Regions from separate parts of the Homo sapiens genome. Here region 2 is linked to region 1. The links are chromatin loops, found by intact Hi-C in ENCODE. Cell type or tissue: mammary epithelial cell. All regions are shown on one strand. Links, peaks and the distances in the headings refer to the core of each region. The heading gives the core; the rest is flanking DNA.

Region 1 (15,270 bases), core at 4,456-12,455:
TATGTAACAACCAAACTCAAAATCTCAGTGTCTTACAACAACAAAAACATTCTCTAGTATGTGGGTCTGCAGGTTGGGAGGTCTCTACTGAGCCGAGCTGAGCACCTCTGCATCAGGCCACAGTCACCTGGGCAGGGCTCTAGGCTATGGTTTAGGCTTCAGGTGGTGCCACTTGCCTCCCAAATTCCTGGGACCAAGAGCTACCCACCCTGGGCTTGTTCTTATGACAAAGCAAGTCAATGGCCAAACAACCATTTTAATGGGTTGGAAAAGTATACTCCACCTGCAGTGGGGAAGGTATTGCAAAGTTAAGTGACAAAAGGTGTGGCTGTATAATCCCATAACAGGGGAGTGAAGAATTGGCACCAGTAATTTAATCTACCATTTCAGCTATTATGTTAAGCAATAGACTTTAATTTCTTCATGATTCTGGAGGCTGGAAGTCCAAGATCAAGGTGCCAGCAGGGTTGCTATTACCGGGGAGTAAAGAATTGGCACCAGTAATTTAATCTACCACTTCAGCTATTATAGTACCTACAGTGGAGAGCATCATGACTAGTTCACTATCATGTGTATGACTACTAGATGAAGCACCCTAAAGCAGAAAGGACACAGACCTTCTATTTACATAGAGCTCCTGGCTCTATTTACCCAGCTCCTGGCATTTCTAACTAAATGGCTTCAGTCCATTTATCTACATTCTCTGAGCCTTGGTTTCCTCAGCTATAAAAGAAGTTTTACAAATCAAATGAGAAAGCATTAAAAGACAGCTCGCAGAGGCCCTGGTACACAGGAGGTAAACAATAAATCTGTTTGCCTTCCATTCTTTTATTAATGGAAGCACTCAAAGTACACTTTATAGAAAAACATGGTTAGACTGACTGAGCAACTCCCTTTGTTTTCCCTCTATGTATTATTTGGAAAACCTGACTTGCTTACTTGGGCACTAGCCTCACAGAACTATTAGCAGTCAGCTATGTCTGTAATTCTTTATTTGTCTTCCAAGTATGAATGACGGGTAATGATAAGCATAAGCCCCCTAAGGAAAAAAAAGCACTGCTTAAGTGCTAGCATTTACTGAAACAAGCCACAGAAATGGCTGTTATTCCCAATCTTCCATTAAAAATATAGTGACCAACCTTGTGCAACATAGCGATACCCTGTTTCAAATGGAAGTGAGATATATATATAAAAGATATATATATTTATATATATAAAAGATATATATATTTATATATATAAAAGATATATATATTTATATATATAAAAGATATATATTATTTATATATAAAGATATATATTTATATATATAAAAGATATATATTATTTATATATATAAAAGATATATATTTATATATATGATATATATTATTTATATATATAAAAGATATATATTTATATATATGATATATATTATTTATATATAAAAGATATATATAAAAGATATATATTATTTATATATATAAAAGATATATATATAAAAGATATATATTATTTATATATATAAATGATATATATTATTTATATATAAAAGATATATATTATTTATATATAAAAGATATATATTATTTATATATATAAAAGATATACATATAAAAGATATATATTTATATATAAAAGATATATATATTTATATATAAAAGATACATATATTTATATATATAAAAGATATATATATTTTTATATATAAAATATATATTATATATATAAAAGATATATATAAATATATATATCTTTTATATATAAAAGATATATATAAATATATATATCTTTTATATATAAAAGATATATATATTTATATATATATAAAAGATATATATATATCTTTTTTGATTTCTTTAAATATGTTTCTCTCATAGCCCAGGTATAAATCTCCACAAGCAATTGCTATAGCCATTACCAGATGTCTGGACACAGTCGTTCTGATCATTTATGGACTTTATTTCAGGTGGCAAGTGGCCTCAGAGTGTCTCCTGCTCTGGAAGTGTTTGAAATGCCTGCCACCAATCTCAGGGAGTGGAGTATTCTACTTGTGAAAGTCATTCTGCTCTGACCATCCTGATAGGCAGCCCCACACACTGAGGCGTTTTGTTTTGCAGAAGGAGAGCTGCTGTGAGCAGTCTTCTTTATGTGTGCATTGTTTGCAGTAAGAGTGAGTCAAGCCACCAGTGGGTGGAGGCCAGGCTCAAGAAATTTTCACATTGCCTAGAGGCTTGTGAAAGAAAGTAACACTCCCTGCTAAAGATTTCTTTCTTCATAGTTTTAGGGCAGGAAGGAATTTTAGAGAAAGGCTAGGAACACGGAGGCCATTTCTAGAATTTTTGCTTTAGAGCCTAGCCTGTAGGTTAAATGTGTGTCAAGTGAAGATGAGAGTCTCAAAGAAGAGGCACATGAAAGAAGGTGGAAGCAGATGCATCCTAAAGCCATAGGCAGCTCATCTCCTCATGGTTGGAGGGAGGAAACCCCAGAGAACCCACCTTGAATGTTTTTAGGAGTCTCCCTTTCCATCTCATCACTGTTTCTCTGTGCGGTTGACTTCCTTCTTACACATTGACTCCTCCACATGGTTGCTAGCACCTTTATTTATCTATAATATGTATGTCCTCATTCATTCTTCAATTCAGTGAACACTTAGGGAGGGACTACTGTGTGCTAGGACTGTTCTAGGCAACAGGATGCAAAAGTGAGCTCGTACTGTCTGATCTCAAAGATGGTAGGGAGAGGGGGAGGACAAAGAGGTGACGGCCACTGGAAGGAGTGGACCATGCTCTGGGTGTTCCAGAGAGGGCGCAGTGGATGCCACCTGGGCTCTGAAGTCAGGAGGATCTGGCCCACAGTAATAGGGATACTTTCTTAGAGAAGGAGGCATTTGAGCTGGGCTTTGAAGATGGGTGTGGCGAGATGCCATGGCCAGGGGCACAGCTGCCAGAAAATGTAGCACCTGTTTAGAGAACAGCAACTAGCTCTGGTTGGCAGGGCTATGGTATGACTAGGAAAGTGAAGGACGGAAAGTGAAGGATAGTATGACTAGGAAAGTGAAGGATGGAAAGCGAAGGACAGGTAAGATGGGCCCAGAAGCGCAAAGACCCTGGAGCTCAAGCTAGAGAATTGAGAAGGTGGAGAAAAGGGAAGGTTTCTGATCAGAGGAAAGGTAGACTGCTCCAGCATCAGTTTGTAGGTTGAATACGGAGGAGGAAGATCACTTCAGATCCTATATTCCTTGCAAGAGCTCTTGGATGCCTGGATAAGAGTTAGTGGTTGTGGAAATAAAAAAAGGGGATGACACTTAGAGACATTTTCAAGGTGAATTTCCTAGAATGTGTCAATTGATGGAAGATGGCAATGACACTCACACCGGTTCTCAAATCAGCCGACAGGAGGCACTAACTGGAATGGCAGAGCCAGGAAGGGATGGTGTCCTGCGGCAGAGGCCATTAAGATTTTGGTTCAGGATAATGTGTGTGGTTTTAGCACAGTGTCTTATACACAGTAGGTGTTCAATAAACATTTGCTGAATGAGTGGACAGATGGATAAAATTGTGTTTTAAATACATATACAATTAATGCATGAAGAAAACCATACAATACAGCCAATCTTTTTAGTAAGCAAAAGAATGCAAAACACAATAACCATATTCCATTTTTTGGACAAATAACACAATTAGAATTACAGTGCTAGCCAGGATGCTATGGAAGACAGTTTCATCCACAGCTGATGGGAATGTAAATTTGGAAGGGTTTTTAGCCAGATAGATCTTATACCCTCAGACACAATAATTCACTTCTAGCAACTGGTCTTGAGAAAATAATACAAACTACAGAAAAATCTTTTGCTATAAAATGACAAAAATTTTAAACACTCCAAATAGGATGTCAAGTAAGTCTGTTAAGGTGGATCCACATTATGGAATTGTGTAGCCCCATAAAACAAAATTTTAAAAGATGAGAAGACTCTTATTTTTGTAATTATGTGAAAAATCTAGTATAAGCTTTATTAAGTTCATAGTGGCTATCTCTAGACGGTGAGATTTTAGAACATTGTTATAGGAAATGGGAAACAGAAAAGTTTAAGATGAGAAATAAGGTAAACATTTGTTTTATAATCAGAGGAAAGAAATCCATTGGATTTTCTTGTAAGAGAGTGAATTTAATTTTTAATTATTTAATTAAAAAAATAAAATTTTAATTTAGTTTTCTTGTAAGAGAGTGAATTAATTTAATCTAGCTCCTGATCTGTGTTCATGTGGACTTGTTTGACTTTGCTGGTGAAAAGGCCCCTGTATTTTTTGTTTTGTTTTGTTTTATGAGACGGAGTTTCGCTCTTTTTGCCCAGGCTGGAGTGTAATGGCGCAATCTCAGCTCACTGCAACCTCCACCTCCCAGGTCCAAGCGATTCTCCTGCCTCAGCCTCCTGAGTAGCTGGGATTACAAGTGTGCACCACCATGCCTGGCTAATTTTCATATTTTCAGTAGAGACGGGGGTCTCACCATGCTGGCCAGGCTGGTCTCGAACTCCTGACCTCAGGTCATCCGCCCGCCTCGGCTTCCCAAAGTGCTCGGATTACAGGCGTGAGCCGCTGCGCCCGGTTGTCCTCTGTGCTTTCTGAAGACTCCGTGCTGAAGAGCCAGCAGCACAGTGGCCACATCGTGTGACCCATGCTCCCTCTGCTGACTCCAGCCAGCAGTGACGATCCAGTCCCAAGCTGCTGGGTACCACATTCCAGGCCAACAGGAAGAGCTTCCCCAGGACAGCGGCCTCAGAGCTCAGGCCTGGAGAAAGCTGAGAATTATGCTAAGGAAAGAAAAGAAGACTTTTTTAAAAATAGGAGAAACAATGAGATGGGGCTTTCAGAACACAGCAAGATGTTTAGGGTGAGGTTGGCCTTGTCCTTCTGTATCCTGTGTAGTCCCCATCAGGATCCTGGGGGAGACAAGCGCCTGAGAATAGCTCATCCTCCGAGTGGAGCAGCCTGAGATAAATGCAGGCCATGCTTTCGGCAGAACCTCAGATCTTTCTCATCCTTGCCATGGCTGTGCTGGTTAATTCAGTGCTTAGACCAGGTGCAGTGGCTCATGCCTGTAAACCCAGCACTTTGGGAGGCAGTGGCAGGAGGATCACTTGAGCCCAGGAGTTCAAGACTAGCCTGGGCAGTGAGACTTCGTCTTTACAAAAAAATAAAAATAAAAAAGAAAATAAAGGAGCCAGGCATGGTGGTGCATGCCTGTGACCCCAGCTGCTCAGGAGGCTGAGGTAGGAGGATTCCTTGAGCCTGGGAGTAGTTCGAGGCTGCAGTGAGCCAGGATCACACCACTGCACTCCAGCATGGGTGATGGAATGAGAACCTGTCACAAACAAAACAAAAAAATCTGTGCTTAGACACATACTTTCCCTATAACAATGCACAGAACACCTTGCTGTCCTTTTCTCTCATGTGACTCATATCAGAGTTTATCTTCTACCCCGTATTTCCAAAAGTAATCCCAAATAGTTATTGTCTTGTATTGTGTTTGGAAATTTTACCCAATCTTTTGTGAAGTTTATAATTCACACTCTTTTTTTTTTTTTTTTTGAGACAGAGTCTCACTCTGTCACCCAGGCTGGAGTGCAGTGCCGCTATCTCGGCTCGCTGCAAGCTCCGCCTCCTGGGTTCACCCCATTCTCCTTCCTCAGCCTCCAGAGTAGCTGGGACTACAGGCGTCCGCCACCATGCCCAGCTAATTTTTTTTTTTTTTTTTTTTTTTTTTTGCATTTTTAGTAGAGACAGGGTTTCACCTGTTAGCCAGGAAGGTCTCGATCTCCTGACCTCATGATCCACCCTCCTCGGCCTCCCAAAGTGCTGGGATTACAGGCGTGAGCCACCGTGCCCGGCCTATAATTCACATTCTTAATGACCGGTTTCAGAAATAACTTTTACTTGAGGCTGGGCATGGTGGCATATGCCTGTAGTCCCAGCTACTCAGGAGGCTGAGGTGAAAAGATCGCTCAAGCCCAGTAGTTTGAGACCAATGAGCCCAGGAGTTCGAGACCAGCCTGGGCAAAAGAGCAAAACCTCATCCCCATTTTAAAAAAAGAAGAAGAAAAAGAAAAGAAAGAAAAGAAATAACTATTAATATATGTGCTGTGCTTAAAGTTTCTGACATAATCAAAGCACTCTTATGAGCCCCTGATAATTTCCACATTTGTCCTCTCCGTCCAACCACAGACTAAATTGCCATAATCATCAAAGTAAGCCCTTGGCCTTAGACCTGGGACATAAAAGAATCAGGATGGAGCCAGGAGAAACCTGGCAGTTGTCTGGAGATCCCTTAAGCATTTGTTTTTTGTTTGCATTCCAGGAAAACTGTTTCATAAAGTAAGCTCTGAACATACTCACTACAGGCTAATACTTATTTTCTCTTGATTTATGAGAAATTTAAAGAAGCTAGAGGAGGAAGAAGCTGCTAAATGTAAATGTAATGTTGGAAGGTATAATTGGGATTTAAGATATTAAATTGTTTAATTATAGGCTGCCCTAAAATGAAGTCTTTCTTGTGTTCATAGACTTTAGTTCATGACCATTAAGATTTCGGTGACATGTAGGCAAGCATGGTGGCTCACGCCTGTAATCCCAGCACTTTGGGAGGATGAGATGGGCAGATCACCTGAGATCAGGAGTTCAAGACCAGCCTGACCAACATGATGAAACCCGTCTCCACTAAAAATACAAAAATTAGCCAGGCATGATGGCATGCGTCTGTAATCCCAGCTACTCGGGAGGCTGAGGCAGGAGAATTGCTTGAACCCGGGAGGTGGAGGTTGCAGCAAGCCGAGATCGTGCCATTGCACTCCAGCCTGGGCAGCAAGAGCAGAACGCCATCTCCAAAATAAAAAAATAAGAAAAGGTTTTGGTGACACGTAAGAGATTTCTCAGCAAAGTGCAAAGACTCGGATACAAGTGTTCTCTTGCCTCCCTTATGCAATGTGTGCTGGTAAGAGTTTAACAATCGGCTCTCCAGGAGGAGACTGGGGCAAGAGGGACCCTGATTTGCAGCATTTGCCAGTTCCGCAGGGTAAGTGCTCCCACTATGGCTGGTTTCAAACTACCAGTGTGACATCACAGACTGTGTTTGGAAGGAGATACACACGATAGTCTTATGAGCCAGTATGAGTTGGCTCCAGCACACCACTGCATGCCATTAATAGATTTCTGCTGTTCTTTGGAAATTTATATCATGGTATTTATTGCTGATGAGAAGATAATGAGTTTTTGCTTAAGTTTGGGAAAGGAAAACAAATTTGAAAAATGTGCACTGAAATTGTTATGAAAAGCTCCTAATTCTTGAGTTTTTGTTGTTATTGCTGTTTTTAAAAGATTGCTTGTTTGGTCCTTCAAATGTGAGTAAAGGAAAGAAGATAAAACTACATTTCCAATATGGCTGATTTGTTTTTAATTATAAACTGACATATTTATGAAAGGTTCTATTTTAATGGAGTACTATTAGTTTGAAGGGAGAATTGCAGAATACCGTGAGATAGTTAAGGGATTTGTGAATCAAGACTAATCTGTTTTTGCTATTCTCCACTTGTGTTCATGTACACTTAACTTTGAAAAGAATGTCTTTGTTTGCTGAGAATTGAGATTTAATTCTTTTAATGTGTTTTTAAGAGTAATTTTAGCTCAGAAGAAGAAATTTTAAACCTAGGAAAATTTTAGGTTGGAATGAGGAGGGATTTCCCTTTCTTGGACATTTGGGGAAGAGTTGGAAAGAGGCGTTTTTCATTGTGCAGACACAAGATGGCGCTAAAGGAGTATAATTTAAGCATGGCTTCCTTTATTTCAAAACAGTATTTGGAAACGGGTCATCTTGAGATGCGGCGTGCATTTGAGATGCGGCGTGCATTTTGCCACATGTTGGTGGGTTTTTTGTTTGTTTGTTGTGGCTGTCATTGTTTATAAAGAGACAGCTTTAAAGGGGACCGGGTATTGAGTTGATATTAAAATATGGTAGAAAGGTATCCATATGGTCTATAAAATAAAACGGGTCAATATGATGAGGTCTTCTGGCTCTGCCTCTAGTGTTTTGGGTTTCTGTTCCTCCAAGGAAGCGCATTCATCTTGCCTGTACTTGCTTGTGGCTGCCAAAGTGTTCAGGTAGGTTTCTGCCCCAGTAAGGAAGTGTCTAAGAATCTCCTGGAAGAAGCTGGATGTGCAAGCTTTCTCTGCCTTTTGAGGGACCTCATAATTCACTTTCCAAGTACTCATCGACACCTTTTACTCTTTAATATTGCTGCCCCTTTTACTCCTGGCTGCCCACACATCTGCCTATGCGTGGACTTGTGGTGCTTTGGAATCTGTGGTTTTAATTTGTGTCCTTTGTCCTCTGGTCCTTCCCTTGTATGCACTTACATAATGGGCTGCTCTGAGGACCAATGCTTTGCCAACCCAAAGCATTTCCCCAGGAACATTCCACTGCCTTGTCTACCCTCAGCTTCCCTTTTGGCCTCTTCTCTGGGCTTAGGACCACCCACTCTTGGAATCCAAATGCTTAGGAATAAAGTAAACCTAAGATCTACTCACTATCCCCACTTAACATGTTCAACTTTTTATTTTGAAATAATTTCAGACTTAGAGAAAAGTTGCAAAAATAGTAAAAGAATTTCCATATCCACTTGGATTCTCAAATGTTAACATTTGCTTTATTCTGTCTTCTGAACCATTTGAGAACAAGCCATGGGTATAATGCTCCTTTTCCTTCACCTCGAAATATCTCAGTGTGTATTTTATAAAATCAAGGGCATTTTATTACATAACCATTGTAAACCAAAAAGTATCTGAGACTTATCTCAATCAGTTTTGAGGTTAATTTTGCCAGGGTTGAAGATGCACCTGGGAAAAAGCAACAGAAACCTGCAGGAACAATCTGTGATCCGAGCTTTTGACAAAAAGGGTCTGGGAACGTCAATAATTAAGGGGAAAGGGTGAGCAGTAGGGGAAAGAGGAAGAAAGAAAAGGGGGAGATGGTAGATAAAAGGGGCAAGCAGTTGCATTCTTTCAAGTCTTTGATCAGCGTTCACCAAATCCACATTTCATATGTGAAAGGAGGGCATAAAGGAATAGTCAATTATGTATTTGTCTCATGCTTAGTAAATCTGCACTTTACATAAAGTCAATATAAAGTAGCTACCTGTGGAGACATCTGGCCTCGGTCTGTAGCTATCTGCTTAGGAGCAAAAGGGAAAGCAATTCCTTCCAAAAGATTTATGAGCTCTGTGTCAGGAACTGGGGTCAAAGAGACCAAATATTAGAACAAAAGATGCACCTATGGCCCTTACAGCTCAGGAAATTCAAGGGCTTTAGAAGCTGTGTGCCAAGACTCAGTCAGGGGAAAAGACCAAATAAATATTTCTTATTAAGTCACAAGACCACAGGGCTATGTTATTATCATTATTTATTTTGGTGCTCACATTGTCCCAAATTTAGCAGTAGAGCCACCCTCCCTCCCACCCCCCATTATTTTTGTTTTTATTTATTTATTTATTTATTTTGAGACAGCGTTTTGCTCTGTTGCCCAGGCTGGAGTGCAATGGCGCAATCTCAGCTCACTGCAACCTCCGTCTCCCAGGTTCAAGCAATTCTCCTGCCTCAGCCTCCCAAGTAGCTGAGATTACAGACACATGCCACCATGCCTGGCTCATTTCTTTGTATTTTTAGTAGAGACAGGGTTTTACCATATTGGCCAGGCTGGTCATGAACTCCTGACCTCAAGTGATCCACCCGCCTTGGCCTCCCAAAGTGCTGGGATTACAGGCGTGAGCCACCGCGCCCAGCCTAGAGCCCCTTTTAAGCTGGGGGTTTTGTTCTTTTTACATATTCCCATCATTCTTTGAGCAATGATTTACTTTCCAGTGCAACAAGATGTCCAGGCTTATTTTGTACTATCTCAGCCCCAGCCCTGGAATCAGCCAAGTCTCCAAGGAGCAATGGTTTATCTTATGGAGGATGGTCTTTAAAAACAGAGATCTAGTGACTAATGGAATTACTCCAAGGTAGATTGCCTTCTTATTACCTGTCTTTATTCTTGTCACCAAAAGCAAACCAAATTCAGTAAGAGAAAGTTAATATTTTTACCTTAGAGCATCTATGTAACCCAAGCTGTAGAATTTCTGGTGCTTCAAAAAGCGAGGACTAAGTATCCCTTTGTTGGGCCTACCCCTGCTGACACTAAGCATGACTCTTAGCTCTGAGTGCTATATTCAGATGTTGACCCCAAACAGCTCTGGTTTGAAGGGTTTCATGCAAGATTCACCCTAATACAATATACAAGAGGCCAGGTGCAGTGGCTCACGCCTGTAATCCCAGCATTTTGGGAGGCTGAGGTGGGCAGATCACCTGAGGTCGGAGTTTCCAGACCAGCCTGGGCAACATGGTGAAATCCTGTCTCTACTAAAAATACAAAAATTAGCTGGGTATGGTGGCACACCCTTGTAATCCCAGCTACTTGGGAGGCTGAGGCACGAAAATCACTTGAACCTGGGAGATGGAGGTTGCAGTGAGCCGAGATCGCACCATTGCACTCCAGCCTGGGTGACAGAGTGAGACCCTGTCTAAAAAAAAAAAACAGGCTGGGCGCAGTGGCTCATGCCTGTCATCCCAGAACTTTGGGAGGCTGAGGCTGGTGGATCACGAGGTCAGGAGATACAGACCATCCTGGCTAACATGGTGAAACCCCGTCTCTACTAAAATTACAAAAAATTAGCCGGGCGTGGTGGTGGGCGCCTGTAATCCCAGCTACTCAGGAGGCTGAGGCAGGAGAATGGTGTGAACCCGGCAGGCGGAGCTTGCAGTGAGCCGAGATGGTGCCACTGCACTCCAGCCTGGGTGACAGAGTGAGACTCTGTCTCAAAAAAGAAAAAAAAAAAGACTATATATGTGTGTGTGTGTGTGTGTGTGTGTGTGTGTGTGTGTGTGTGTGTGTGTGTGTATATATATATAAAACCACAAGAAACTGTGAGATACACAGAAAGAGCTCATAACCTTTAAGGCCAGAGTTAATTTCATTATGCCAGGATGTGATAAAACATGGGATATCCAGACTCAATTGGGATTGCTAGTTAACACTGTGCTTTGTTTTATTTTTAAAAATCTAGACTTCGGAAGACAAAATAATAGCAATTCCAAGATACTGCTTCCTGTGTCATTTTGCAAAAACTTGAATACACTGTGGATGCTAAGTAACCGAATAGCATCCTGACTTCATGTTACCCTGATCTGTTGTTGTTGTAATGCACTTTTATCCCACCTTTCCACAGACATCAGGCAGGGACTGGAAACAAGCATTTTGTATGAAGAGTTTGTATCGTCGGATTTCCATCTCCATTGACACACAACCCCCATCCCTAACTTTTTACCTTTTAATGATCCTTTCAAATTCAGGGGTCAGCAAACTTTGGCTGGAAGTTCAACTTTGCCCCAAGGCCTGTTTGCATATCGCTGGCGGGCTATGAATGGGTTTTACAGTTTTAGAGGGTTGTAGAAGAAAGAGGAGGAGAGAGAGGAGAGGAAAAGGAGGAAGAGGGAAGAGTGACAGTGACCAGATATGGCTTACAAAGGCTCCAGCATTTACTCTCTGACCCTTTATAGAAAATGTTGGCCAATCCTGGCTCTATGTGATTCATTTAGCCATGGTGTCAGGTAAGCAGCAGCAAAATTCTTATTTCCCTTTTTAAAATGAGGAAACTGAGGCTCAGGGAGGTGAAATGACCTGTACAAGGTCACACGCTGATATTCAGAAGAACTAGAACTAGAACCAACTCTTCTGATTCAAAAAGGTCCATTTAATCTATTCATTTGCTTCTCCTTTAGTGACAAATAAGCAAATTATTTTTTTCTTTTTTTCTTTTCTTTTTTTTTTTTTACAAAACCTCTTGCACTACCTGAATATTCTTAGAGTAAGGTACTAAAAATGGAGCTAAGTTGGAGTGAATCATCTAAATCATTCTGTATTAGTTGGCTTTGCTGCAGAGGACAGATCAAGAGAGCTGGCAGGAACCCATCACACCTCTTGAAGTTTCTGCTCAGACAAGGCACATGTTAGATCCCTGTACATCAATCAGCACATCCCATGACTGAGCTCTTTCCATAAGAGAGGCAGAAATCACATGGCAGGGGTGGGGTGTGTAAGGGTAAGAGAAGGGGAGTGAATACTTGTGAGCAGTCATGCCACCTACCACACACACAAATGCTTTGCTGCCTGGGCCTTTGCACACTAGCCTCCATCTTTTCCACAGCCTTATAGGGCCTCTCAATTCATGGTGATTTTTTTTTTTTTTTTCTGAAAGCGTTCAAACAAAAATCTCTTAACTGCCACAATGTTATGAAGACATCAGGGATGAACAAACCAAATAAACCATGAAAAATCTGTCTCGTGGCAAAGCTAATTCCAAATTATAGCTAATTTGTTATTAAAAAGTTTAAAATAGCATGATGGGTCCGCCGTTGGATAGACATTTCCCATTCATAACGGTAGCATCACAAAAGCTTCCAATGCAGGGAGGCGAGTCCTTTCTTGGTCATAGGCTGAGCTGAAAGGAAAACGAAGCTCTGTTCCTTCCTTTGTGAACACTTCATCTAATCTAATCATTAGATAATTGCTCCCATGCATCCCTGGTAGAAATAATCCTGTTTTAGATGCTTATATTAGATACTTAACTATTGCACTCTGTTTTATCTGTGCCAGCTAGTATTAGGGGTGGGGAAATGAACAGGATAGTCAAAACAGCTAAAAGTAGCAGATGAGAAGCTGAAAATAGCATAGTTGCCTATTATATAACAAATAGACTTCCATCACGCAGCAATATGCACTATTTTCTTTTTCGCACACACACACTCAATTTACAGCCTCTAACACTTTTCTCCCATGGTTGAAGCTGTTTTTGGTGTGCTGCCATTGTCAGAGCACCAGCCCTGAACTGAGAAGGCCTTGCCAAGTAGAAGCCCCTTTGTGGCTTCATGGCACCTTCCACTGTGCTGGCAGGTGCATGGGGAGCTGGAGGTGCAGGCTGCAGAAGGGACAGTTCATGCTTTGCCTCCCAGAACTTGGAAAACACTGGAATTCCATTTTCTCCAGCAGTGGGCAAGGGGACCACTGCCAGAATGACATTAGGTGACCTCTCTGTGTTTCTTAGAGATAAAATTGAGGCATCTCAAATGGCATAATTTCACTCGGCTTACATTCTTATCACTACTGAATCGAAGTTGGGGTTTCCATTTTGTATGCAATGAAAATAAATGTGAAGTATCTTCTTAAGTTAAAGTATTGGGAGTCAGTGCTGACAGTGCTATAATATAAACTGCAGGACTTTTTATTGTTCTGGGAATAATAGCAATAATAGCAGATCAGCTAGCATTTGCTGGGCATCTGTGATAATTCAGAAACCGTGCTCAGCATGTCCATATATACATTTGAATCCTTTGAGAACCGCAGTTCCTCTGAGCCTCTAATGCACATTGCACTCTTTCCCCTTTGATTGCCCAGTATGGCCAAGCATTCAAGTTCAAGGCACAAAGCTGTTGTTGCCAGAAGTAGCCAAGTTACTGTGTACATCTGGGGCCATAATTACACAAAAGTACAAAAGATCACACCTGGCTTGACAGTCGTTATCAGCCTCATTTTGAGCAGCAAGAGCGTGAAGCTCAAGACAGCCCTTGGTCTCCTTCTTCTCAGCCAAGGAGGGGCAGTTGGACCTCCTTATATGAGTCACCGCCATGCCCTGCAGGACGCCTCACTGCCAGACACTCCAATCTGTTTGCAGTTCTCCACTCAGTCCTACTTAAAATTCTGATCAACTTTATTTACAATCGAGGGATCTTTTAAGCATTCACTAAATCTAGCATTTGCTAAATCTAATCAATTCTCACTAATGCCTTGAAATGTTTTTTATGTGTCTTAGTATAATTTTCAAGCAGTTTTTTAGCATTTGGTCTCTTTTGGATTCAAGCATGGGATGCGACATATTTAAAAATCTTAGGAACAAACTTTTGAGTTTTAACCATTGTTTGCAACTCTTCAATAGAAAAAAATAGCCCATGATAATTTTTTTTTCTGAGTTCTGGTCATTTTATTTTTATCAATTTGAAGATGAAAAATTACTTTTTTTTTTTTTTTTTTTTTGAGACGGAGTCTTGCTGTGTGGCCCAGGCTGGACTGCAGTGGCGCAATCTTGGCTCACTGCAAGCTCCACCTCCCGGGTTCATTCCATTCTCCTGCCTCAGCCTCCTCAGTAGCTGGGATTACAGGCGCCCGCCACCACACCCGGCTAATTTTTTTGTATTTCTTAGTAGAGACGGGGTTTCACCATGTTAGCCAGGATGGTCTCGATCTCCTGACCTCGTGATCCGCCCGCCTCGGCCTCCCAAAGTGCTGGGATTACAGGCATGAGCCACCACGCCCAGCCGAAAAATTACTTTCTTAATGCAGAGTAAATATAATATATTTTAGAAGAAAGACTTGGAAATGTCAGATGCTTAGTAAAGCTGAATAGTAATGAAAAGCATTAATAATTAAAGAAGCTTTTTTTTTCTTTTTTTCTTTTTATTATACTTTAAGTTCTAGGGTACATGTGCACAACATGCAGGTTTGTTACATATGTATACATGTGCCATGTTGGTTTGCTGCACCCATTAACTCGTCATTTACATTAAGTATATCTCCTAATGCTATCCCTCCACCATCCTCCCACCCCCTGACAGGCCCCGGTGTGTGATGTTCCCTGCCCTGTGTCCAGGTGTTCTCATTGTTCAATTCCCACCTATGAGTGAGAACATGTGGTGTTTGGTTTTCTGTCCTTATGATAGTTTGCTCAGAATGATGGTTTCCAGCTACATCCACATCGCTACAAAGGACATGAACTCATCCTTTTTTATGGCTGAATAGTATTCCATGGTGTATATGTACCACACTTTCTTAATCCAGTCTATCAATCACTGATGGACATTTGGGTTGGTTCCAAGTCTTTGCTATTGTGAATAGTGCTGCAATAAATATATGTGTGCATGTGTCTTTATAGTAACAAGATTTATAATCCTTTGGGTATGTACCCAGCAATGGGATCGCTGGGTCAAATGGTATTTCTAGTTCTAGATCCTTGAGGAATTGCCACACTGTCTTCCACAGTGGTTGAACTAGTTTACACTCCCACCAACTGTGTAAAAGCTTAATATTGACTTTAACATTATCCCTACAGTAATTAAGAATTCTGCAGGTTAATCAAAAGCATTCATGTGTTGTAAT
Region 2 (15,270 bases), core at 4,298-12,297, 72 kb after region 1:
TGAGTTGAAACACATCTAAGGAAAAGAAAGGGTTTTATGAGCCAAGGACATGGCATTAACTCTCTTGAATTTTTACCAATTATGTTAAAAATAACCATGCAATTCAGGTTCAATTAAAGAGGAGAATAAAGGGAGTGGAGCAGCACATAGCAGAATGAAGCATTTATCTGAGACTGACAGCAAAAGCCTCTTTGACTTCAGCAGTGGAATTCAGTATGCTTCTTTAGAACGAAAGAGCAAAAGAAAAAAGGTAAAAAGCCTTTCCCCCGACTCTATCCTCTTCTCAAGTTCCATGACCTTGGGCTGTCAGACTTACTGCAGAAGGAAAATTTCAGCAGTTCAGCAGTATCACTCCTATAGCTCGATCCTAGAATTGTTTGGGCTTGATTTCCATAGACATTTTTTGTAACCCACTGCCAACCTCTAGGAAATAGGGATGAGTGACAACAGCACCTGGCTAGAAATGACAGTCTGTGGCTCCAGTTCTGGTGGTTTGTTGGTTCTACAGGTGAGCCTCAGGTGGTCATCTCCCCACTGTGGGGCTCTCTGACTTCCCTCTTTTTCAAAAGGATGTGGCTAATCATTCACATTAGATCTTCCCAAAGATGCCTAATGATCTTAGGGTCAGTGCATGCCATGGTGTTTCCTTGGGTGCAAGTTTAGAGCTTACTGAAATAGGGACAGAGGGATGGCCACCTTGACCTTCAGGTTTTCTTAAATCCCTTTCTTCAGAAGGAGGGGCTCAGGTAAAGGAAACACATCACTTCTGCATGGTGAATGCAGCTGAGAGCACACTCCTCCCTGCTAAGTGAGACCTAGCTAGCAACTCAAGGAAGATGCTCATGTCCCACTAGGACTTTAGAACACACACATGCACACCTTTATCTAACTCCAGGCATCTGGTTAGGAGAGATCATGTCGCTAAATTTAGAATTGTCAGGTCACTCTCTATTTAAAGTTGTAGTCTTGGGGACTTCATTCACCTCTCTTCCTATTTCCCTCATTGGCCACCTCCTACTGCAAAGGCACCTGAGAGTGGATTTGAATCCCATAACGTTTAGAGGAACCTTGGAGTAAAGTGTTCCAGAAATAAAAGTCATCACATACCCAGGCAGGGAAGGAGGGAAGATACAGGAGATTCCTATTCCTTTATTTAATTTTTATTAATTTAATTTTGTCTTAGCTTTTTATTATCAAAAATTCAACATTTACAAAGTGGAAATCGTACAATGAACTGCCATGTATCCATCACCCAGTTTCAACAATTAGCAACTCAAGACCAATCTCATTTCATCTATACCACCATCCGTTCCCTCTTCCCATCAGATTGATTTGAAGAAAATCCAGACATCATATAATTTCTTTTGAGGCATTTCTAAATGTATGTATTTCTTAAAAATGGCCAGGCGCGGTGGCTGGATTGTAATCCAGCACTTTGGGAACCTGAGATGGGTGGATCACTTGCAGTCAGGAGTTGGAGACCAGCCTGGCCAACATGGCAAAATCCTCTGTCTACAAAAAAAAATACAATAAATTAGCCAACATGGTGGCATGTTCCTGTAATTCCAGCTACTTGGGAGACTGAGGCACAAGAATCACTTGAATCCAGGAGGTGGAGGTTGCAGTGAGTCGAGATTGTGTCACTGCACTCCAGTCTGGGTGACGGAGTGAGACTCTGTCTCAAGAAAAAAAAAAAAAAAAAGAAAGAAAGAAAAAGAAAAGAAAAAAGAGAGAAAAAAGAATAAGCACTCTTTTTTAAAATGTTATCACAGTATTAGAAATTATCCACTGTTTGATCCCTCCAGTTATCTCAGAAATCCATTTTTAAATAGTTTGTTTGCATCAGGATCTAAATAAGGTCCATATCCACATGTTGCAATTAGTTGACAGGTCTCTAAAATATCTTTTAATCTATAGGTGCCTCCTCCATTTTTTCCTTGCCTCTTCTAACTCATTTGTTGAAGAGAGCAGTTTGTCTTGAGAATTTTCCACAGTGTGAATGTTGCTGATGGCATCTCTGTGGTGTCATTTACCATGTTATTTTGTCCTCCGTATTTCCTGTAAGTTGATAATTAGATGTAATTAGATAAAAGTTTGCTTGCATTGTGACCTTATTCTGGTTTTTTCTTTATTTCTTTGTTTTTGGTTTCTTTTTTAGGATAATTCACATGTGGTTCTGTGTATTTTCATCACAAAATACATATTGTCTGGTTATCTGTTTATCAATAGCAACTATTTATGAACTGCCTAAATTCATTAATTGATCAGAGATTGTCCAGTAGTTATATTCTATCATCTTCTTTTTACTAACTGGAAAACTTCTGTAAAGAGAAGCTTCCTCTCATCAATGATTTGATTTCCCTAAAGTACATTTCATATACGAATGGCGAAAGGAATTAATTTTTTCCTTTTTTTAACTGATTTAAAAACAGTAAGTTGGATTTCTAATATCTCCTAAAGTTAACCAGTAAGGTTTTTTCCAAATATTTTTATAAATTCAGGGATTCATGCATGTTCTGTGTGTTCAAGTCCATTACAGTTATTATCCTTAATGATATTCCAATTGTCCCTTCATTGGCCAGAGCAAGCTTCTAAAAGTTAGATCACTTCCTTTTGACCTGACTCTTTGAGAGCTAGATTGATTGATTGATTGATTGATCTCTTGTATGACAACATGTTCTGGAATCCATCTTGCACATTTATTACTCCATACCTGGAATTAGCCATTTTTTAAGGAGCCCTGTGTCTTTCAGTAAGAAACAGTATTGAGAGACCCTGATCTGGGCTCTAGGAGTGCTGTTGCTTTCTTCAGCTCCATTGTCTGGCCGTGTCCTGGTTTGTTCACCTTCTCCTATTGGTGGGTATTTGTGCTGCATGTAATACATATCCTGTGCATACATCTTTGGGTATCTTTCTTGAGATCGATTGCCAGAAGTAGGATAATTGGAGCAAAAGGTAAATTTATACATCATTTTTCTGGACAATGCCAAATTCCTCTTTATAGGGGTTGTACCATTTTATATTCCCACCAGCAATGACCGACAGTGCCCATTTCCCCACAGCATTGCTAATTACATGATATTGTCAAACTTTGGGATTTTTTCCAATTTGATAAATGAGAAATCATATTAGTGCAGTTTTAAATTTCATTTTTCTCTTATGAATGAGATTGAGCATATAGTGAAGTGCTATTTGCATTTCTCTTCCTGTGAACTCTGACCATATCTCTAGTCCATTTTCTATACAATCATTGGTCTTTTGTTTCTCTATTTTTCTAATCTTTTCTATATTAGGGATATTAATCCTTTGAGTTATAATTTACATTTTTAAAATTTTATTTGCCTTTTTACTTTGCTTAAGACTTTTTGTTTGTTTGTTTTTGAGATGGAGTCTCACTCTGTCACCCAGGCTAGAGTGCAGTGGCACAATCTCAGCTCACTGCAACCTCCACCTTGCAGATTCAAGCAATTCTCATGCCTCAGCCTCCTGAGTAACTGAGATTACAGATGCACACCACCACACCCAGCTAATTCTTGTATTTTTTTGTAGAGGCAGGGTTTCACCATATTGGCCAGGCTGGTCTCGAACTCTTGACCTTAAGTGATCTGCCCACCTCAGCCTTCAAAGTGCTGGGACTACACGCGTGAGCCACTGCACCTGGCCAGATTTTCTTAATGATACAAAAGTTCTTATTTTTATAGAATCATCTTTATAAGTTTTTTTCTGATTTTTTTCTGGATTTTGAAAGAAACCATTTAAGAAAATGCATATGGTTGTTTTTTACGTATGTAAATATTTCAGAGTGATGTATTCCAATTTTTTAAAGCAAATGAATTCTTATTTTGTCATTGTGAAAACCTAAGGTACTCAGGACTTGACATGAAATAGACCTTCAGTGAGTGTATATGCATAAATACGTAGCAGGCTGTATCCTTTTTCATTAAACGATACTGTGTCGCTGGCCTGGTCGACTGAGTCCTTGGTAGCTCTATATCCATATGTCATCAATGCCTGTATGCAGAGTTTATCTTTTGTCAGTTAAGGACAAGCTGTACAGTGTGGCTCCCATTATTTAATAATGGTGACTATGACCCTGTAAATGTTCGTATCTCATTTTCATACGACTTCTGGTTCAAGTACAAAATACCACGCTGTGGACCCATTCACAAAGCCATAAGGGTGCCTACCCCTGTCTTCCTCTCTCCATTCATTCATTTTTTGTTTAACAACATTCCTTTGTTGAATACCTGCTATGTGCTAGACACCAGCAGAGCAGTTTACAATTTATTCTATTTATCTGTTAACCTACACTCATTGAGATCTTAAGAGACCTATCAGCTATAACAAAAAAAGGAGCACTCAGTTCAAATTCACATTGGTTACTTTGTAGGCTATGTGTTAGATGTATTGAAAATATGTATAGCTGTTTTAAGGATATTGTTCTTTGCTAGTTAATTCTTTACTAGCATGGAACACAGTTTTTTTAAAAAAAAAAAACAAAAAACCTAAATGCACATGTTGCTATGTCATTTATCATCAGTAGTTGGATTACTTAGGAACCATAATGATCTTCCTTGCTGCTATTGCTTACATTGCGACTTTTCTTCTTTCCCCAGGAAATAGGATCTTATTAAAAATATTCAGTCCCATAGCAAAATATCATTTCTCTGTGTAAGCTTGATGTTTTCAGTATTCAAACTATTTTATGTGGTTTGTAAAGTTGACAAAACAGTGGCTTCTGGAATGAAGCATGTTTTGAGCCTACACACTGTGAGACCTATGACTTTAATATTTAGCAGTGATAGAGAAAACCACCCAAGGAATGCTTATTTAATGGGCAGGAAATTTTCGAGGCTATGAGACCTGACATTTTGTCTTTTTTGTCAGCGCCGTCCCATAGTGCCTGATGCATGTTGTTTTTCTCATAGAAGGAACGTGGGAATGCTGCCGCAGGCCAGAGCAGGTGGGAGGAGTGTGGAGCCCATCCTGGCTCTGGGATGACCAAAGGCCAGCACACAGTTTCCAGGGCCTCTACATATTTGTTCCTCAAAGGGAACTGAGGACTCAGCTCCGCAGGCCATGGTGGAGAATAGGTGAAAGAGCCCATGATGAATAACTATTTATTGAAAATCTACCACACACGTGACATTGTCCTAGATATGATAGTCCCTTGGTACTCAAAGTGTGGTCCCTAGACAGACCAGCTTTGACATTACCTGACAGCTTATTAGAAATGCAGAATCTCAGGGCCTGCCCCCAGAGAGACTCACTGAGTCAGACTGCATTTTAACAAGATCTTGGGCATTTGTACCACACACTGCATCTGAGAAGCATTCTATGGAGAACACCAAGGTGGGCACAGTCCCTGCGAAAAAGCAACCCTGCAACAGGAGGGAAGCTACATAATCATAATGTTATGAATCTAAACAATACATCGAGGGAGAGTAAAAGACACAGGAATGATTATGAGACAAATACTTGCAGAAGGAGGAGGGAGCTCTACAAGATGGGGTGACCAGGAAAGGCATTCTGGGGTGGGGGTGTACGCTGGTTCTGGGAAGTTGGGTAGGATTAGAGCCAAGGAGAAGGAGAGGACACTTTGGGAGGCAAAACCATCACCAGAGGTGAGAAGGGACACCCGAGATGTGTCCCAGGATCGCTGAATATCCAAATGTGTCTGAAGCCAATCGCATTGCTCAGCTCTTTGCTGGACTCTTCACTACGAGGAGTAGAAAGAGGCAGCCCTGCAGAAAAGTGAATGTTCTAGGAGACTAGCAAATACATTTCATTTTGTAATTTTAAGTTAGGCCATTCCAAAAGGTCTATTTATTATTCATTAATTAGTAGCTTGTGTAGTACCTAAGGCATTAATGCTTCTTCTGGGGTGGAACCCTTGGCTAGCCTGCCTTCACATGGCTGGGGCACTCCAGTGACCTCTGTCCTGGATGCTGAGCTGACTGCTCCTCCCCTGGGGCCACTCTGAAAAGCCATCTCTGCTTTACAGAATACCCAGGGGTGATGGCAGGGACTTGGAAGGGGATACTTAAGGAGTCCTCAAATGTGGACCTAAGGTATTGATTCTGAAGATATTCAGTGCTGTGTTACCATTCATCACATCACCATTTGGATACCCGCTGAATTGCAGGTCTGTGCCAATAATGCATTGATTTTATAATATGTTTGCTCTGTTATTATCCCTGTATGAAGAAGAGATTGTCCCCTTTTGTTTCAAATTCTAACCATTTTTTTATCATCACTCTCTTTGAGCAACTCATGATGTCCTGCTGGTTTTAACGTTCACTGTCTGTAAAAAGATTCCTAGTTTACCTACTGACTGCCATAGGCTGAGTGCCGCGTAGACAGTTTGTCTGAAGGCAGCATTTTAAGGAGGTCCCCACTAACAGAGATAGAAACAGGCACCAGGGAAGGGTTGCTGGCAATATACTCAGCTGCAGCGAATGTTCTTACCTACAGGTGTTTGGAGTGTGATTCACCCAGCAGGGCGCAGATTGACTAAGCAGTCTCATTGCATTAATATCCCTGGCACCTCATTTGAGGTGAGATATGACTTGCTTCAAAGCATTGCTCAAGCATGCAGTGGGCTCCGCTCTGCTGAGTCAGACTCATGATGTTGGCCAAATGCTCCTGGCTTTGGCTGTCAAGACCAAGTGAACTTTAACAACTGACCAGTATTTGTTTTTTAAGGCATGGCCAGCAAACAGAGATTCAGCGGAAGGACTGATGCCAAATTTCAGTGGATGCGTAGCAAACCCTGAGCAAAGGGCTGACTTTGCCCCTCTGCTCTGAGAAGGAGACAAGCTGGGTGCCGTCTCCTAGCCCTGATCTCTCCTCCCAGTCCTTCTGAATTCTTGCCCTAGGCCAACCTGGCACCTCATTTGAGGTGAGATGTGACATGTGCCCTGAGACTCTGAAGTGTCAAGTGGTAGGTGGAGAGGGAGCACATGCCATCAGGATCTCAGATAGTCTGTTCTGTTGACACAACTTGGGTCTGATCATGGGTCCACCATCTTAATAATTATTTTAAATAACACTGGTAGTTGTAGGGACTCCGTAAAGTCAACATGCTGGACCAGGTATCCCATGTACATTAGCTCCTTTAAACCTCACAGCAACCTGCAGGGTAGGTATTATTGACATATTGATGGAATACTATGGGAAGAGGCCCCATAGTGAGCCTGAGACTTCAGAAATGCTCAGGGCTGTGGAGCTCCTTCCTTTTTGGTTGTTGTTGTTTGGTTGGTTCTGATGTGCTCTCACTCTTTGCTTTCTAACCTGGCTCTGCATCCTGTGTCTCTCTCATTCCTCCTTCCCCATCTCAGGTACTCTAGCTTTTCCTGCCCTCCCTTGCACAGCCAGACCTCCTGGCTCTGTGGATCCAGGGGAATTGGCCTGAATCACAGAGAAACTCCCTTATCAGGAAGGGGAAATTGATGATGGGCTCTTGTCAATGTTGATGCTTTCCATCTGCACCTCTTTAGGGATACCAGCTGCTGCCTGCCAGCCCCAGGTGATGTGAAAGGAACAAGCAACCAACCACCACACAGCGGTTTGTAAATTGTATACTATACCTAAAGTTCCCAACCTCCTAGGCGAATGGAAAACCCACCATTCTCACTTGCACAAATGCAAAGTTGTTCAAGAAGTGACTCAAATGGGGAAGAAGAGAGGATCCCAGGCACAGAAGGTATGAAAGAGCAGCTCCAAGGAGAGGGGGGAAAATGGCGGACAGGAGGCAGGACTAAATTGCAGCTTTCACTCGGATGGATAGAGCAGCATGTCGGGAGTCACATTGTGAACTTCTGCTCCAAGAACTACTGCAGGAATATACCAGGAAAGCCAAGAGAATCCACAGACCCTTTGAAGGAAGCGGATTACTCCCGCAGGACCCAGGAGACAGCCCAAATACTGTGCATGCCCAAACTGTGAAAGTGGGAAAGGAGGATCATCCGCCCATGAACGCGTGCCCTCACTGGGGAACCTGAAAGTCCAGATCATGGGAGAAGGATTTGAGCTGAGACAATGTAGACACCTGAGTGAACTACAGAGGTAGAGGAAGCAGCAGGAAAAGCCCTGCAGTCTCTCTGGGTCCCCATGTAAGCCATTTCTGACTTGTCTCACAGGGGTCCCTGGGGAGGGCTGCCAGAGGAACTGGGAAAAGACTACAGGGAGAAGGAAACCTCCAGCTGAACTTTGTAACAATTACAACCAGAGTTTCCTAGCCAGAACTCCGGGTAGGGCATGAATCTGATGTGCAGACTCAACAGGTGGGGAGGCATGAAAGGCCAGGCGCGGTTTCTCAACGCCTGTAATCCCAGCACTTTGGGAGGCCGAGGCGGGCGGATCACGAAGTCAGGAGATCGAGACCATCCTGGCTAACACAGTGAAACCCCGTCTCTACTAAAAATACAAAAAATTAGCTGGGCATGGTGGCACATGCCTGTAATCCCAGCTACTTGGTAGGCTGAGGCAGGAGAATCGCTTGAACCCGGGAGGCGGAGGTTGCGGTGAGCCAAGATCGGGCCACTGCACTCCAGCCTGGGCAACAAGAGCGAAACTCCGCCTCAAAAAAAAAAAAAAAGTCCTGCTTGCTTTCTCAGCCTGGAGGCTGGTAGCCTGGTGCAAGTTCTGAGCCCTGTTCACCCACTGCCTGGAAACAGACTCAGTGCTGGTGAGGTGGGGGGCAGGGGGCATGGTGGAAATGAGACTGGCCTTTTGGGTTGTGCGGGAGCTGGATGAGGCCTGTAACTGCCAGCTTTCCCCGACTTCCTGACAACCTGCATGACACAGCACAGGCAGCCATAATCCTCTTGGGAACACAATTCTATTGACCTGGAACCACACCCCCATTCCCCACAGCAGCCACAGCAAGCCCCTCCCAAGGAGAGTCTGAGCTCAGACATGCCTAGCCGTGCCCCCACCTGATGGTCCTTCCCTACTCACCCTGGTAGCTGAAAACAAAGGGCATATTCTCTTGGGAGTTCTAGGGCTCTGCCCACCACCTGACCCTCCCTTTACTACCACAGCTGATGCTCTCTCGAAAGCGCCACCTCCTGGCAGGAGGGCAACCAGCACAGAACTACAATAAACAACAATAATATAATTAAGGACCCTCCCAGAGTCCATTTCACTCCCCTGCCACCGCCACTGGAGCAAGTGCTGGTATCCATGGCTGAGAGACCTAAAGATAGTTTATATCACAGGACTCTATGCAGACATCTCCTAGTACCAGCCCAGAGCCTGGTAGCCCATCTGGGTGGCTAGATCCAGAAGAGAAATAACAATTACTACCGTTCGGCTCTCAGGAAGCCACATCCCTAGGAAAAGGGGGAGAGGAGAGTACTACATCCAAGGGAGCACCCCATGGGACAAAAGAATCTGAACAGCAGCCTTGAGCCCCAGATCTTCCCTCTGACATAGCCTACCCAAATGAGAAGGAACCAGAAAAATAATTCTGGCAATATGACAAAACAAGGTTCTTTAACACCTCAAAAAAGAAAAAGAAAAAAAACACTAGCTCACCAGCAACAAATCCAAACCAAGAAATGCTTGAATTGCCAGAACAAGAATTCAGAAGGTTGATTATTAAGCTAATCAAGGAGGTACCAGAGAAAGGTGAAGTCCGACTTAAGGAAATTTTTAAAAATATACGAGATATAAAGGGAGAAATCTTCAGTGAGATAGATAGCATAAATAAAAAATAGTCACAACTTCAGGAAATAAAGGACACACTTAGAGAAATGCAAGATGTACTGGAAAGTCTCAGCAATAGAATCAAACAAGCAGAAGAACGAACTTCAGAGCTCGAAGACAAGGTTTTGAAATAACTCAATCCAACACAGACAAAAAAAAAAAAAGAATTTTTAAAAAATTAACAAAGCCTCCGAGAAGTCTGGGGTTATGTTAAATTACCAAACCTAAGAATTGGCATTCCTGAGGAAGAAGAGAAATCTAGAAGTTTGGAAGACATATTTGGGGGAATAATTAAGGAGAACTTCCTCAGCCTTGCTAGAGAGCTAGACATCCAAATACAAGAAGCTCAAAGAACACCTGGGAAATTCATCACAAAAAGATCCTCACCTAGGCACATAGTTATCAAGTTATCCAAAGTCAAGACAAAGGAAAGAATCGTAAGAGCTGTAAGGCAAAAGCATCAGATACCTATAAAGGAAAACCTATCAGATTAACAGCAGATTTCTCAACAGAAACCATACAAGCTAGAAGGGATTGGGGCCCTATATTCAGCCTCCTTAAACAAAACAATTATCAGCCAAGAATTTTGTACCCAGTGAAACTAAGCTTCATAAATGAAGGAAAGATAGTCTTTTTCAGACAAACACACACTAAGAGAATTCATCACTACCAAGCCAGCACTACAAGAACTGCTAAAAGGAGCTCTAAATCTTGAAACAAATCCTGGAAACACACCAAAACAGAACCTCTTTAAAGCATGGGTCTCACGGGATCTATACAACAAAAACACACACAAAAAAACCGAGGTATTCAAGCAACAAATAGCATGATGAATTGAATAGTACCTCACATCTCAATACTAACATTGAATGTAAATGGTCTAAATGCTCTGCTTAAAAAATACAGAATTGCAGAATGGATAAGAATTCACCAACTAAGTGTCTGCTACCTTTAAGAGACTCACCTAACACATAAGGACTCACATAAACTTAAGGTAAAGGGGTGGAAAAAGATATTACATGTAAATGGACACCAAAAGTGAGTAGGAATAGCTATTCTTATATCAGACAAAACAAACTTGAAAGCAACAGCAGTTAAAAAAGACAAAGAGGGACATTATATAATGATGAAAGGCCTTAACAGGAAAATGTCACAATCATCCTAAATATACATGCACCTAATGCTGGAGCTCCCAAATTTATAAAACAAATACTGCTAGACATAAGAAATGGGATAGCAACACAATAATAGTGGGGGACTTCAATATTCCACTGACAGCACTAGACAAATCATCAAGACAGAAAGTCAACAAAGACATACTGGGTTTAAACTATACCCTAGAACAACTTGACTTAACGGATATTTTACAGAATATTCTACCCAACAACCACAGAATATACATTCTATTTCATCAGTGTGGCCGACTGCCACAGCTACTACTTGAGACCCTCATTGCAGCAATTATTACTGTTACTGCTTGAGACCGTCATTACAAGACTGAACAAAGGGATGAACGTAGAAATGGTAACAAAAAACAAAAGTAACTATTTTAAGGAAAGGCTAGCATGGGGAAGAAGAAGAGAAGAGAAAAAGAAAAGAAAAGGGCTCCCTGCTTCTAGTGAGCAAAGGCAGCTGCCGAGCTTCCACAGCCCTTCTTATATATTAGGTAACAAGAGCAAGAAGGAGGAGGTAATGATTGGTTAGCTGTTTACTTGCTCACAGGTTCTCATTATTGCTAACAGGCTTCAATTATGCCTAATCATAAGAAATACTTGTGCAGCCTCCAACACATCAGCACATGGAATTTTCTCTAAGATAGACCATATGATTGCCACAAAACAAGTCTCAATAAATTTAAGAAAACTGAAATTATGTCAAGTACTCTCTCAGACCACAGTGGAATAAAACTGGAAATTAACTCCAAAAGGAAACTTCAAAACCATGCAAATATATGAAAATTAAATAACCTGCTCCTGAATGATCACTGGGTCAAAAATAAAATCAACATGAAAATTTAAAACCTTTGAACTAAACTACAGTAATGACACAACTTATCAAAACCTCTGGGATACAAGCAAAGGCAGTGCTAAGAGGAAAATTCATAGCCTTAAATGCCTACATCAAAAAGTCTGAAAAAGCACAAATAGGCAATCTAAGACCACACCTCAAGGAACTAGAGAAACAAGAACAAACCACCTCCAAGCCCAGCAGAAGAAGAGAAATAACCCAGATCAGAGAAGAACTAAATGAAATTGAAACAACAACAAAAAAAAATACGAAAGACAAATGAAACAAAAAGCTGGTTCTTTGAAAAGATAAATAAAATTGATAGACCATTAGAAAGATTAACCAAGAAAAGAAGAGAGAAGATCCAAATAAGCACAGCTGGAAATGAAATGGGAGATATTACAACCAACGCCACAGAAATACAAAAGATCATTCAAGACTACTACTGTGAACACCTTTACACACATAAACTAGAAAACCTAGAGGAGATGGATAAATTCCTGGAAATATACAACCCTCCTAGATTAAGTCAGGAAGAATTAGAAACCCTGAACAGACCAATAACAAGGAGCAAGACTCAAATAATAATTTAAAAATTACCAACAAAAAAAAAAGTCCAGGACCAGATGGGTTCACAGCTGAATTCTATCAGACATTCAAAGAAGAATTGGTACCAATCCTATTAACACTATTCCACAAGACAGAGAAAGAGGGAATCCTCCTAAATCATTCTATGAAGTCAGTATCACCCTAATACCAAAACCAGGAAAGGACATAATAAAAAAAGAAAACTACAAACCAACATCTCTGATGAACATAGATGCAAAAATCATAAATGCTAGTGAACCAAATCCAACAGCATATCAGAAAGATAATCCACCATAATCAAGTGGGTTTCATACCAGGGATGCAGGGATGGTTTAACATATGCAAGTCAATAAATGTAATACCACATAAAGAGAATTAAAAACAAAAATCACATGATCATCTCAATAGATGCAGAAAAAGCATTTGACAAAGTCCAGCATCTCTTTATGATTAAAACCTTCAGCAAAATCAGCATACAAAGGATACACCTCAGTGTAGTAAAAACTGTCTATGACAAATCCACAGCCAACATAATACTGAATGGGGAAAAGTTGAAAGCATTCCTTCTGAGAACAAGACAAGGATGCCCACTCTCACTACTTCTATTCAACATAGTACTGGAGGCCCTAGCTAGAGCAATCAGACAAGAGAAACAAATAAAGGACATCCAGATCAGTAAAGAGGAAGGCAAACTGTTGCTGTTTGCTGATGATATAATCGTAAACCTAGAAAACCCTAAAGACTCCTCCAAAAAGCTCCTAGAACTGTTAAATAAATTCAGCAAATTTCAGGATACAAAATTAATGTACACAAATCAGTAGCTGTGCTATACACCAACAGCGACCAAGTTGAGAATCAAATCAAGAACTCGACCCTTTTTACAAATGCTGCAAAAATCAAATAAAATAAAATACTTTGGAATATACCTAAACAAGGTGAAAGCCATCTACAAGGAAAACTACAAAACACTGCTGAAAGAAATCATAGACAACACAAACAAATGGAAACACATCCCCTGCTTATGGATGGGTAGAATCAATATTGTGAAAATGACCATACTGCCAAAAGCAACCTACAAATTTAATGAAATTCCCATCAAAATGCTACCATCATTCTTCACAGAACTAGTAAAAACAATCCTAACATGTGGAACCAAAAAAGAGCTCACATAGCCAAAGCAAGACTAAGCAAAAAGAGCAAATCTAGAGGCATCACACTACCTGACTTCAAACTATACTATAAGGCCATAGTCACTAAAACAGCATGGTACTGGTATAAAAATAGGCACATAGACCAACGGAACAGAATACAGAACCCAGAAGTAAACCCAAATACTTATAGCCAACTGATCTTGGACAAAGCAAACAAAAACATAAAGTGTGGAAAGGCCACCCTATTCAACAAATGGTGTGGGGATAATTGGCAAGCTGCATATAGGAGGATAAAACTGAATCTTCATCTCTCACCTTACACAAAAATCAACTCAAAATGGATCAAGGAACTAAATCAAAGATCTGAAACTATAAAAATTCTAGAAGATAACATTAGAAAAACCCTTCTAGACATTGGCTTAGGCAAAGACTTCATGACCAAGAACCCAAAAGCAAATGCAACAAAAACAAAAATAAATAGGTGGGACTTAATTGAACTAAAGAGCTTCTGCACAGCAAAAGGAAGAGTCAGCAGAGTAAAGAGACAACCAACAGAGTGGGAGAAAAATCTTCACAACTTGTAATCCTACAAAGGACTAATATCCAGAATCTACAACAAACTCAAACAAATTAGCAAGAAAGAAACAAACAGTCCCATCAAGAAGTGGGGTAAGGACATGAATAGACAGTTCTCAAAAGAAGATATACAAATGGCCAACAAACATATGAAAAAATGCTCAACATCACTAATGATAAAGGAAATGTAAATGAAAACCGCAATACAATACCATCTTACTCCTGCAAGAATAGCCATAAATCATAAAAGCAAAAAATAATAGATGTTGGCATGGATATGGTGAAAAGGGAACACTTCTACACTGTTGGTGGGAATGTAAACTAGTACAACCACTATGGAAAACAGTGTTTTATTTAAAGTTTAATAGTTAAAGAAATAAAAGTAGAACTTCCATTTGATCCAAAAGTCCCATTACTGGGTATATACCCAGAGGAAAAGAAGTCATTATTAAAAAAAGATACTTGCATACGCAAGCTTATAGCAGCACAATTCGCAATTGCAAAAAATATGGAACCAGCCCTAATGCTCATCAATCAATGAGTGGATAAACACATTGTTTATGGAATACTACTCAGCCATAAAAAGGAAAGAACTAATGGCATTTGCGCTACCTGGATGGAGCTGGTAACTATTATTCTAAGAGAAGTGACTCAGGAATGAAAACAACAAACATCGCATGTTCTCACTCATAAGTGGGAGCTAAGCAATGAGGATGCAAAGGCATAAGAATAATACAGTGGAATTTGGGGACTCAGGAGAGAGGGTGGGAGGAGGGTGAGGGATAAAAGACTACAAATTGGGTTCAGCGTTTACTGCTCAGGTGATGCATGCACCAAAATCTCCCAAATCACCACTAAAGGACTTACTTATGTAACCAAATACCACCTGTTCCCCCTCAAACCTATGGAAATTTTTTAAAAAATTAATGCAATAAAAAAAAAGAAAAGAAAGAGCAGCTTCAAGACCCACAGAGATGTCCCCAAGACCCCTTAAAGGCTTAGAAACATATGTGGGTGTCAACATGAGAGACCCTCTAGGCATCTCCAGAATCTCTTCTACAGTGATATTGGAGGAGGTGATTCTAATAGTGAATCAGAATTCACCTCCAACACATCCTGGTCTTGGAATATTCCAATTCAAACATGGGTTTTTAACCCATGTTCCTGTTTCCTGTCCTGTTAGCCCACACTGCACCCAGTTATGCTGAGGAGCAATTAGGGCGACAGACAGATGACG

Evidence for each region. A loop is a pair of places that touch in the nucleus more often than their neighbours do. Peaks named below come from ENCODE experiments on the same cell type or tissue, not always from the same donor. Only the 100,000 strongest peaks of a DNase experiment are listed, where the experiment ranks them.
Region 2: a loop joins it to region 1, with 9 times the contacts of the local background. A loop is called at or near these places in 6 of 110 quality-filtered maps.

Annotation. Positions count from the first base shown.
Region 1 is chr1:234,107,004-234,122,273 of GRCh38, forward strand. All of the region lies in intron 2 of SLC35F3 (solute carrier family 35 member F3), which reads left to right. Among named protein-coding and RNA genes, the nearest start is that of SLC35F3-AS1, 160 kb to the right of the region's middle. In mammary epithelial cell, for the core only: CTCF peaks have their summits at 4,679 and 7,764 (motif pointing right); DNase peaks (open chromatin) are centred at 7,848 and 8,088; H3K4me3 peaks cover 231 bases; H3K27ac peaks cover 916 bases.
Region 2 is chr1:234,179,654-234,194,923 of GRCh38, forward strand. All of the region lies in intron 2 of SLC35F3 (solute carrier family 35 member F3), which reads left to right. Among named protein-coding and RNA genes, the nearest start is that of SLC35F3-AS1, 86 kb to the right of the region's middle. RefSeq lists an enhancer at 8,600-9,311. In mammary epithelial cell, for the core only: a CTCF peak has its summit at 9,067 (motif pointing left); DNase peaks (open chromatin) are centred at 6,558 and 8,918; H3K27ac peaks cover 3,549 bases.